Linked DNA regions of Homo sapiens: regions 1, 3 and 4 are each linked to region 2. Evidence: chromatin contacts called from ENCODE Hi-C or POLR2A ChIA-PET data. All regions are on one chromosome and are shown on one strand. Each heading gives the region's core, a stretch centred on a gene start or an enhancer-like site at or near the end of the contact. The rest is flanking DNA. Distances are from core to core; before and after follow the strand shown. Region 1 overlaps ZBTB38 (zinc finger and BTB domain containing 38). Region 2 holds the start of SLC25A36 (solute carrier family 25 member 36). Region 3 overlaps PXYLP1 (2-phosphoxylose phosphatase 1). Region 4 overlaps PXYLP1 (2-phosphoxylose phosphatase 1).

What was found. Hi-C counts contacts between places; a loop is a spot of excess contacts on that map. ChIA-PET counts read pairs that join two places held with the same protein, here RNA polymerase II (POLR2A). Pooled maps may share reads with other maps.
Region 1: a loop to region 2 is called in a map of OCI-LY7, with 3 times the contacts of the local background. The contact joins the enhancer-like site here to the promoter of SLC25A36 in region 2. A Hi-C loop is called at or near these places in 1 of 168 maps with a recorded cell type or tissue (OCI-LY7), 2 of 37 single-sample maps with no recorded cell type and 4 of 50 pooled maps.
Region 3: a loop to region 2 is called in a map of naive thymus-derived CD4-positive, alpha-beta T cell, with 4 times the contacts of the local background. The contact joins the enhancer-like site here to the promoter of SLC25A36 in region 2. A Hi-C loop is called at or near these places in 1 of 168 maps with a recorded cell type or tissue (naive thymus-derived CD4-positive, alpha-beta T cell) and 7 of 50 pooled maps. POLR2A ChIA-PET finds 5 or more read pairs at or near these places in 5 of 52 experiments (CD8-positive, alpha-beta memory T cell, WTC11, activated CD4-positive, alpha-beta memory T cell and 2 more).
Region 4: a loop to region 2 is called in a map of tibial artery, with 5 times the contacts of the local background. The contact joins the enhancer-like site here to the promoter of SLC25A36 in region 2. A Hi-C loop is called at or near these places in 2 of 168 maps with a recorded cell type or tissue (naive thymus-derived CD4-positive, alpha-beta T cell and tibial artery) and 6 of 50 pooled maps.

Annotation. Positions count from the first base shown.
Region 1 is chr3:141,378,021-141,380,720 of GRCh38, reverse strand. All of the region lies in intron 2 of ZBTB38 (zinc finger and BTB domain containing 38), which reads right to left. Among named protein-coding and RNA genes, the nearest start is that of ZBTB38, 11 kb to the right of the region's middle. RefSeq lists a silencer at 854-903 and enhancers at 1,034-1,123, 1,154-1,303. Within about 2 kb of position 1,325, at least 6 of the 41 ENCODE cell types and tissues checked have a DNase peak (open chromatin) inside an H3K27ac peak, as active enhancers do; they include OCI-LY7, where a contact is called at or near this core.
Region 2 is chr3:140,940,458-140,943,157 of GRCh38, reverse strand. SLC25A36 (solute carrier family 25 member 36) reads right to left here and starts at 1,322. Exons shown (of 7, transcript NM_001104647.3): 1 at 1,063-1,322. The coding sequence starts at 1,103. RefSeq lists enhancers at 169-398, 38-885, 979-1,348.
Region 3 is chr3:141,265,772-141,268,471 of GRCh38, reverse strand. All of the region lies in intron 2 of PXYLP1 (2-phosphoxylose phosphatase 1), which reads right to left. Among named protein-coding and RNA genes, the nearest start is that of PXYLP1, 35 kb to the right of the region's middle. Within about 2 kb of position 1,356, at least 5 of the 41 ENCODE cell types and tissues checked have a DNase peak (open chromatin) inside an H3K27ac peak, as active enhancers do.
Region 4 is chr3:141,293,673-141,296,372 of GRCh38, reverse strand. It overlaps PXYLP1 (2-phosphoxylose phosphatase 1), which reads right to left. Exons shown (of 6, transcript NM_001037172.3): 6 at 1,449-2,700. Among named protein-coding and RNA genes, the nearest start is that of PXYLP1, 63 kb to the right of the region's middle. Within about 2 kb of position 1,257, at least 4 of the 41 ENCODE cell types and tissues checked have a DNase peak (open chromatin) inside an H3K27ac peak, as active enhancers do.

The DNA.
Region 1 (2,700 bases), core at 76-2,575, 440 kb before region 2:
GAAAAAAACACAATGCATTTTGGTTGTATTGAATTATCTACCTAAGCCCACGTCTCTGGCTTGCTTCCTGCAAGATCTTTGTATCTTCCAGGGCACTAGAGCATTTCCTAACACCATGGAGAGGCTCACTGAGGATGTTTTGGACTCACCAACATCAAACTCCGGAGTCCTTTCTCTACCACTACCAGTGGGATCCTCAGCTTTGTATCATGAAGCCACTTCCTAAAGTTAAAGTACTTGCTTCAGGAGTTAAGGAATGGGCTTGGGGGCTGAAAATCTCTATGAAAATCTTTCAAGCACTTAATCACTTGTTTACCAAGGGGAGCCACAAGTTGTCTGGCAAGCAGACCACAGTGCTTTGTGTAAACCTGTCTCTCCTAGAACAGGGAAAGAGGAGACAGAAATAAGAGTGGCCTGACAACACTGCCACAGCCCCCAAAGAATACCTCAACATTTCCTCAGGCCCTCAGTGGCAGAGCGTGTTTCACAGAATTAAAGGACAAGGAAGACGCTTTAGAAAATGCCATCTAAACCATTTCTTTGAGGGAGAAGAAAATTAGGTTCAAAGAGAGTAAGTGTCATATTTACATAAATGCCTCATCAATGAGCATAGAAGCCATATTCCTTAATTTCTAGCATTCTGCTCTTTGTAATTCAACACACTGACTCAATTAAAAAAAATTCTAAGCTGTCAGATACTTAAAAATAGTTATAGGTTAATTGAATTAATGACTAAATGACAGAATGGAGGGTTTATAATATGTTTTCCAATTCCTCTCAGATGAAAATATCATACTACATTTGTTTAACTAAAAACAAAACTCAACTAAATATAATTTTAAGCAAAATAGTCAATGTTGGCCAAAATATCACCTGAAACTTCTCAATGTCACTTGAGACTTGTCAGAGAACCAGACTTGATTGCTATATTAAGTCAATTGACTAAGTTTAGCCTGCTGAAGTAGCCTTTATCCTCTTTGGTTTGCAAAGAAAAATCTCATGATTTAGCATGAACGGCTAAAAATAAGCTGCAGGTTTCATTTTCCGTTGTTCAGTATGGTTTTGAAACTAAAAGGTGCAAAACTACGAGATTCACCAACGACTACGGAAAGTCAGCGATTAAAATTGTCACCTTTCTAGCACACGATCCTGGTTGCCAACTCACAGCCAGGCCCGAGAAATGAGCACCGCTGTCCCTCTCATCATGGTCTCTTGAGTTGAGTCCCTCTAATAACTAAGGCACAGTTGGAAGCTGGAGGCTGAGGCCAGTCCTGGGGTAGCAGTGGATTGTGAGTGTATTGTCACATCCGGACAGGATGCCGCATAGACTTCAGCCCATATGCTCAGCCTCCATCTTAGGTGATGCTGGGGACTCCTCTGCAGAACCTGGGAGTAAATACAGCTCGAGTTTCATTAAGATAGGGCTCCCAAGGTGGTGAGTGCAGCAAGTCCCTCTTGACCTAAATGCCCATGGCCTTGTGCAATTCCATACTGCCAACCCAGGCAGCTCACAATAAATTTAATTTCAAAACTGTCTTTCCAGGGCCAAGTCTGGCAAAAAGGTATTTGACAGGGACGTAAATGCTTCAAAGAGAAGGCAGCCATCTCACTCTGTAGCATTCAGCTGTGGCACAAGGCCCAGAGACAGCAGCGCTGTTAAAAGAAAGCCCTCAGCTGAATGAGATTGAAAGGGGGCAAAGAAGGGTTAATCTCCTTCCATTAAAGGAGGGCCCATTTGGTGAAGGTGAAGAGTGTAATCTGTATGAAGAGCAGAGCAAAGAGCCATTCCAGAAAAGAAATTACTGCACAGGGGCGAGAAGGATGATTTGTCCTTGATTTTCACCATGAGACCATTTCTTAGATCTGAATCTACCTAGCTTTGAAGTTATGGTCTCAGGGAGGGGTAAATGGGGCACATTCACATTCATTGCTGGCATACTTGAGCTTTGATTCCATCCGAGATGGGCTGTCAGTCTCTGAGAAGCAGAGGGTGCGGCCAAAGCCAGCAGGACATTGTAGACTTCAAACCACAAGTTAGAAGGCGGCAAAATAAATAGTAGGAGTTGCTCATAAAGGGGAAGCCAGGGGATAAATCCCCCTCCTCAAGGTGGGAGAACCCTGTTTTAAACATAGTTTTAACAACTTTTAAAAAGTTTTAATACCTTTTTTGTGAAATAGCATAAGACGTACAAGAAGTTATACAGTGTCTACTTTCTCCACCTTCCCCCAGTGTTGTCTTACATCGCTGTAGTACTTGGGCTAAACCAAGAAACAGATGCTGGTATAGTTCAAATAAACGCAGATACAGTCTTATGTGATTTTACCAGTTTTTACATGCACTCTGTGTGTGTGTGTGTGTACCTGTATGTCTACAGTTCTATGCAACGTATCACATGTGCAGGCTGGAGTGATGACCATCACCATCAGAATAGAGAATAGTCACCACCACAGTTCCCTGTGCTCCTCCTCTGATAATCACACCCATCCTGACAACCACTGATCTGTTCTCTATCACTGTAATTTTTTTTTTTTTTTGCTTGTTGAGACAGGGTCTCGCTCTGTCACCCAGGCTGGGGGTGCAATGGCAAAATCATGGCTTACTGCAGCCTCAAACTCCTGGGCTCAAGCAGTCTTCCCATCTCAGCCTCTCAAGTAGCTGAGACCACAGGTGCACGCCCACATATCCCGCTAGTTTTGTAA
Region 2 (2,700 bases), core at 73-2,572:
ACTCTTTATAATCCTCCAAATAAGTAACTCTTAAAATTGCTATGATTCTCCAAATGATTTAGAAGGAGCAAATCTAAACAGGAGGCTAAACTGGAAGCTCTAACACTCATTTTGGCAATCAGGGAACTAAGACTTTAGGCTTAGTCCTAATCTTGCACACACATAGTAACTATTAACACTATCTTCAAAAAATCTGACCTCTCTCCACTCCTACTTTCTCCTAAGCAGCAGAAAAGCAAGCGGTGTTCAAGAGGGGTGGTTTTCTCGAAAGGAATCTGACCCCAAAGGTACTGGAAAGCTTTGCACCCCATTCACCACCTGGAAAACCTCGGGCAAGAAATTTTCCAAGGGCTAGAAACACCCTACAGCAACCACGGGAGAATACCAAAGCCTTCCCCGCTCGATCCCGTAGCCCCCTTACCACCCACCTTGCAAAGCCGAGCCCGGAAATGAGCGGCCCGAGGTCCGAGGTGGGGCGTGAGTGACGTGCAGAGGCCCAAGCGAGCGCTGCAAGGAGCGAGGGCTAAAGGAGTCTCCGGCGCCCATTTTGTCCTCAGCCTCCGCACTTTCCGCCCCGTCCCCTTGGGCCATGCAACCTACGCGAAATCCGAAGCCAGGCTCCTCAAAGCGGCCCTGGATCCCCGACGCCTGCTAGATTGCGGCGTGCGGCCAGGTCCAGCGGCGTCCGGGTAATCAAGCGCCGACCCCAGCTCTTGCCCGCGTCTCCTCAGACGCATGGATTCGGCCTCCGCCTCACCCCGGCCCCGCGGGCCCAAAACCTCACTCCCGGCCCGGGTTTCATGCCTCAACCCTCTTTGCCCGGGCCTCACTCTCTCGCCCTCGGGCCCGGGCCTCACCCCCTTGCTTCCCCGAACCGGAGCCCCCCTCACCACCCACGGGCTGGGTCGCTCCCCTCACCCGCAGGCCCGTGGCAGCTCCCCGCCCAGGCCTCACTCCCGCCCCCCCACCCCCCCACCCCCCTCGGCCCCCCTCGCCCCCCTCGCCTGCGTCTTCGGCCCCAGCACCCTCAGCCCCAGTGCGCACGCCCCGCCAGGACCTTACCCTCCGGCAAACAGATGCACCAGCGTGTCCCTCTGGCTCATTCTCTCTCCCGCATGTCCTCCGGCCGCTGAGGCGGGACGCGGATCTGGCCGCCCGCTACGGCAGGCGGCTTCGGTCCCGGACTGGAGACGCACAGCGCCCCGGGGACGGCGAGGAGAGCTGGCCGAGATGCGGCTGCAGAAAGCAACCGGCACAGCCCTCCCCGCGGCACTCCAGCCGCGCCACCGCCTGCCTAAGCGCGCCGCCCTTCACCAGAGGCTGAAAGCGACGCAGCGCAGCGCGACGGAGAGTGGGCGGGGGATGGTAGGGGGAAGATGACTATTTGATGGCTCCCGACATAAACAGAGGCTCCCATTGGTGTGAGCGTCGTGACGTCACGCACTCTGCAGTGTTCTTTCACGTGATCCCTACGGGCTCTTTCAATGAAAGGGGCCGCGAGGCGTGGCCAGAACGCGTGCCCGGAGGGTGGTAGGTCACCGCGCTCCTAGCACCTGAGACCTGGGGCGCCCCTGGCCTGAGTGAACGCGCCAATCACGGCTGCACTCTCCTGAACAGGGAACTGGCGGGGCGGGAAAAATCGACTTGGTTCCGGGTTCGCAAGCGGATTTACTTTGAAAAAATTGGATTTATGACCCAGCAGTTCCCTTGGTGTCTATCTCAGAGTAACCCTCGCACAATGCATAAAAAGGTTTGTGCACGGATACTCCTATATAGGCTCACAAACAGTACAGAATTATGAACAATGCTTGCAGTTGCAGAAAATTGAAATCAGTGGGGGAATGAAGAAATAAATCATGAAACATTCCTACTATGGAATATTATGCAATCGTGACAAGGGATGAGGTGATTCCATATGGCAAAAAATCTCCCGAAGTGTGTAATAAGTAAAAAAGGCAAGTAGAATTAAAATACTTGGGTTTGTTTTTAAAAGAATAAAAGTTCATGGGAAATGGAATTAAAAGATAAAATTTAAAAATATAAACTTTGTTTTTCAACGTAAGCTCCATCAAGTTAAAGACAGTTTGGTAAGTGATGATACCGGCTCTTTAGTCCATCTGTAAAGAATTGAGGGTTCTGGGAATTTAATCATGAAAATGCAGGCTTTTTTACGTTATTAACTGAAGAAAAATGGGTGCCATTTACAGATTTTTCACGATTAGAAAACAAAAATATGTCAGAAGGAGCCAGGTCAGGAATGTAAGATGGATACCTGATAGTTTCCCATCGAAATCCCTGGAAAAATGCCCTTATTTAAAGAGAGGAATGAGCAGGAACATTGTCCTGATGGAGAAGGACTCTCTGGTGAAGATTTCGTAGGTGTTTTTATGCTAAAGCTTTGCTTCACTTTCTCCTATAGTAAGCGGATGTTATTGCTCTTCCACCCTCCAGAAAGTCAACAGGCAAAATACCTTGAGCATCCCAAAAAGCTGCTGCTATGACTTCGGCTCTTGACCAGTCTACTTTTGATTTGACTGGACCACTTGCACCTCTTGGTAACTATTGCTTTGATCCAGAATCATACTGAGAAAGCTATGTTTGATCTCCTGTTACAATTCTTCAAAGAAATGTTTCAATATATGATCCCACTTGTTTACAATTTCCATTGAAAGCCCTGCTCTTGTCTGCAGCTCATCTGGG
Region 3 (2,700 bases), core at 107-2,606, 330 kb before region 2:
TGCGTGGCTTGGCTCAGCAGGCGCACACTCTGCCTGCCAGACTCCAGCTGGCCTCGCGCTCTCCCTGCAGTGGGTACAGCCACATAAATCCTGTGGCTTTCTATTCTGTTCATCTCTTCAGTGGATCTTAGAGATCTCCAGGCACTTTCCTGAATTCACTGAATACTTCTACTAATGCTTTCTATTTTTACTAACTAGCCGTGATAGTATTTGCTCTTGCTGACTCAAGACACACACACACACACACACACACACACACACACACTCTCTCTCTCTCTCTCTCTCTCTCTCTCTCTCTCTCTCCCCCACCCACCCGCATATAAAGGTACCATTTTAAAATTTAATATATTATGCACAACCTTCCAAGTCAATAGAGACAGGTCTATGTGATCATGAGGTAATGGGGTATTTACTGTTGTACACGTTGGTTGCCTTCTCCTTTGTTTCCTATTACAAATGATGCTGCAGTAAACATCTTTAAACAGATATCTCTATCCCCTCATCTAATTATTGATGAGAACTTCTTTAAGATAAGGAACTAAGAAGAAAAAAGGGAAGAAGAGAGAAAGGGAAGGTGGGAGAGAGGGAGAGAGGGAGAGAGACAGAGAGGGACAGAGGGAGGGAGGGAGACAGAGAGGGAGGGAGGGAGGTCATTATCTAGCTCCACCCTGAAAGAAAACTAGGAATGACCCACAGACATAAATGTGTCCATTCTCAGCTTGCAGAAGAACCTGCTACATGACACTCTCACCTTCCCACTCCAATGCATCTACAACATGAGCTTAAGAAATTGTGACAACAGCTTATTTGTCAGATTTAATTTTGTCACTCATCTATGGTGTTTTTTTTTTTTTCACCTGCAGATATTTAACTCTATGTGGCAACTGGACATAAAGCATTCTGAGGAAAAGCAAATTAAAACTCCCAGAAATCAAACAGAAAGTAAAATCTTTAAGAAAAGGACCAAAATTAACAAAAAATACAGAATTTAAAACTTTGGTCACAATGAAGAGATGGCGATATGACAGAACTCTTAGGTTAACAATGTAAACCTTCACTTTCAATTTCTCATACTTTTTGTCTCCAGCTGAACAAAATAAAAGCTCAGGAGGAAGCGCATTGGGGCTTTTAGAATAGAGGACGCAGTACGTTAGACCCTGTGCATTCTAAGGGCTTGCATCCCCAAATCTTTTCCATGAAGCATACTGAGATCTTCACGCATCCCCACATTCAAACATACCACTCTGTACTTTTCTCCACTGAACGTACACAGGACAAAGAACAGAGGACGACCACCTCCCCTGGCTGTGTGGCAGGACGTGGCTCCCTCAGCAGCTGAGCAGCTCACTTCCTGCTACTTTCATCAAGACGTGTGCCTCGGCAGAATCACTATCACCATATACTACAGATCTCAGGGGTCCCTGCAAAGAGTCGAAACCACAAATGCTAATGGCCATCTACAAGAGTGAGCAGGACTGAGGACACAAGGGTCTGAACCACCGAGGAAGGTGTCACAGCACCCTGGCACCTGTCAGGGCTCCTTGCTTGCCTACTCAGAGGCAGTTCTATGTTAATGTACACACTGTTCTATCAAGCATTGTTATTTTCTTTCTTAGCGGATATCAGACTGAAAGCAGCACAGAAAAAGGGAGGGGATATAGGGGATCAGGGCCACAGGAAACACGATAGCTCTGCAGGTAGAAGAGTTCCCAGGGAAACTATCGAAAACACATGCACACTCTTTCCCTCTCTCCCCCCGCCGTCTCTCCCTCTCTCCCCCTCATCTCTCCCTCTCTCCCCCCATCTCTCTCTCTCCCTCTCTCCCTCTGTCTCTCCCTCTCTCACACACACAGAGCTGGCTAAGTGGGGCCTCCTCAGCTCCCCACCTGAGAACTTCTAAGCAGGTTGCCCCCTTGGCTTCTAGACCACTCCTGTCCACAGTCCACCCCCTGGCTGCTGCTGTTCTGTCTCCTTCGTGGCCCCTTGTCCTCTATCTGCCCAGATTTTCTTTTGGCTCTCTCTTCCATCTGCACCGCAGGGCACAAATTCAGAAGCTGACAGGGACTAGGCAGGTGGGCGCTGTGGCGACCAAGACAGCACTCTCCCCACCCAGGGTGGCAGCCCCGACTCAGCTGCCCGGCTCCTGCCAGCGGTCCCCGTAATGCTCCGTGGGCCTCAGGTTGCTGCAGAGTCTGGTTTTTCAAAGAGGAGCTGGAAGTTTACATGAAATTGCCTAGTTTTAAAACTTTGGTAAATAAATTAAAAAATCTAAAAACAGGGGTTGGGCCAAACAAAACAAGTTCACAGGCTGTTGGTCTGGAGCAGCTTCCACTGCTCCAAGGAGCCCTGGTCCTCCGGAAACCAGGGCTTCACCAGCAGGGAATACAAAGTCCCCAGATGGTGGCTTCTGACAGGGTCTCTCATAGGCCTCAGACCCTCAGGTCCACTCTTAGGCAGGACACTGCATCCACTGGGCCCGCTGGCTACCTCCAATGATGTCCATGCCCTTCAGTGACTCCTCCCAGCCTGGTCTCCTTCCTGCTCTGCCCCAGATTGTCCTGCTGCTTAGGCCCTGTCCCACTTCCCTTCCTGCTCTGAGCACTTTCCCGTGGCCTCTTTCTTCAGACCCAGGGAGCCACCAGCCCTGCATGGTTGACTTCCCAGTCTGTGTTCTGAGAATTTACTTCCACCTATGGCAGA
Region 4 (2,700 bases), core at 8-2,507, 350 kb before region 2:
GTGGGCGAAGGATATGAACAGATGCTTCTCAAAAGAAGACATTATGCAGCCAACAGACACATGAAAAAATGCTCATCATCACTGGCCATCAGAGAAATGCAAATCAAAACCACAACGAGATACCATCTCACACCAGTTAGAATGGCGATCATTAAAAAGCCAGGAAACAACAGGTGCTGGAGAGGATGTGGAGAAACAGGAACACTTTTACACTGTTGGTGGGACTGTAAACTAGTTCAACCATTGTGGAAGACAGTGTGGCGATTCCTCAAGGATCTAGAACTAGAAGTAGCATTTGACCCAGCGATCCCATTACTGGGTATATACCCAAAAGATTATAAATCATGCTGCTATAAAGACACATGCACACGTATGTTTATTGCGGCACTATTCACAATAGCAAAGACTTGGAACCAACCCAGATGTCCATCAATGATAGACTGGATTAAGAAAATGTGGCACATATACACCATGGAATACCATGCAGCCATAAAAAATGATGAGTCCATGTCCTTTGTAGGGACATGGATGAAACTGGAAACCATCATTCTCAGCAAACTATCGCAAGGACAAAAAACCAAACACCACGTGTTCTCACTCATAGGTGGGAATTGAACAATGAGAGCACTTGGACACAGGAAGGGGAACATCACACACTGAGGCCTGTTGTGGAGTGGGGGGCTGGGGGAGGGATAGCATTGGGAGATATACCTAATGTAAATGACGAGTTAATGGGTGCAGCACACCAACATGGCACATGTATACATATGTAACAAAGCTGCACGTTGTGAACATGTACCCTAGAACTTAAAATATAATAAAAAAAAGAAAAATAAATAAATAATTACATTGTAAAAAAAAAGAGAAATACTTCTAAGACATACTATTAAAAGATACAAGCTATTAAAAGTATTTTTAAAGGAAAAATATTTTTAAGGGAAGCAAGTCACAGAACTATATATATATACACACACATATTATATATATTTACATATATATAAAATGATCTAGTTCCTATTAAAAACTACATATATTTCTGAATCTACATGGAACTTTTCCAGAAGAATGTCAGACAGCTCACAACATTACCTCTGGAGGTGGGATTAGATGAGAACATCACTTCTGAAGCTGTTTTTCAGTATTGGTTATTTTCTAGTGGGCATGTATTAATCATAAAAACAAGGAAGCTAAATTATGCATGTATACACCCAGGCCTGTCATGAGTTAAGTCATTAGACCACTGCCCAGAAACCAAGGACTATGACTGTGTCCACTGATCTCATCTCTGTGCTTAGTGTTTGTTATGGAATGAAGTGTCTCGGAACTTGATAGTGAGGAAGATATTTTGATGCTGTGCATACCAGTGTCTTAGAAGACAAAACTGTTATCTACACTTTTGGTGTTGACTCTTAGCCACAATATTTACTTTTACCAACAGATACTATCAATTGATTTTTTAAAAAATCTTCCGAGTCACTTTTATTTTTAAGTCTTCAAGCTGTGTTTAGCAGTTCTAATTCAGATATATTGTGAGTGGGAAGGAAAGAAAACACATTTAGTCTTTGAATACTTGAGAGATAACACAACTTTCAGCAGTTAGTAAAGCAGTTAAAATAAAATTTTAAAATACTGGTTCTCTGCATGACATTTGAATGAAGGGGGAAAAATAAAATACTGGCTCTCACTTGAAAATAACTCGAGTGACTTATAGGTACAAACCATTAGTTGTATAGTATAGGTATTCTTAAAAAATTTATTTATAGAAACAGACATATTCAAATGCAACACTGGACAAAAACAAAGAGAAAAAGTTGGAATGCCGATGACAACAGAGAATCTCACTTTCACTTTCCATTTCTCTGAATTAGCACCATTAGTTCAGAAATCACAGATGTAATTATAATTGCTTCTAATATATAAAACACCTTATAAAGATCTGTAAACTATCTAATAGCAAAGTTCTTCCAAAAACGCATTTAAAAATCAATCAGAATTTACCATTTGAAACTGATGAAAATGGTTTAAAAATGAATCCAGTTCTACAGCTTGTCAAAGGGAATGAGCCATAATTAGTTTTATTGGAAGAAAGTGCCTGAATTCATCTTCTAGCCTCCTTCTAACCACCAAGCAGGTACAGCAAATTGAATATTACTACAGGAATAAGAGTCATCTAAAACTGGTCTTAGAAAATATTTTCCTAAACTATAAAAATACTAAATGGCATACAAAAATTTCAGCATATACAGCAAATAGACTACAGCAGACAAATATTTAGAACATACTTAAAACTATCTTGTACCACAATCATCATAAACATCAAGTATTCTTCTAATCAGTTTTCTATGATTCATTCTAATTCAATGTTTATTTACCCTCAAGTTTTGTTCTAGTGTCAGATACAGACCAAATTCTGTGTTTCTAGCAGAAGTTACTGGAGGAACCATTGAATAATTCTTGGTATTCAACTCGTTCTCAAAGTGCTGGAAGTGCAATTGTAGTATAGCCTATTTTTTAGATGAGGGGTCAGCAAACTACAGCCCAGGGGCCAAATCTGGTCACCATCTGTTTTGTCCGGCCTGGGAACCCAGCTACACATATTCCTTTATGTACTGTCTGTGGTGGCTTTCCTGCTTCAGAAACAGAGTTGAGTAGTTATGACAGAGACTGTATGTGGCCTTTTGGTCCACACAGTCTGAAATA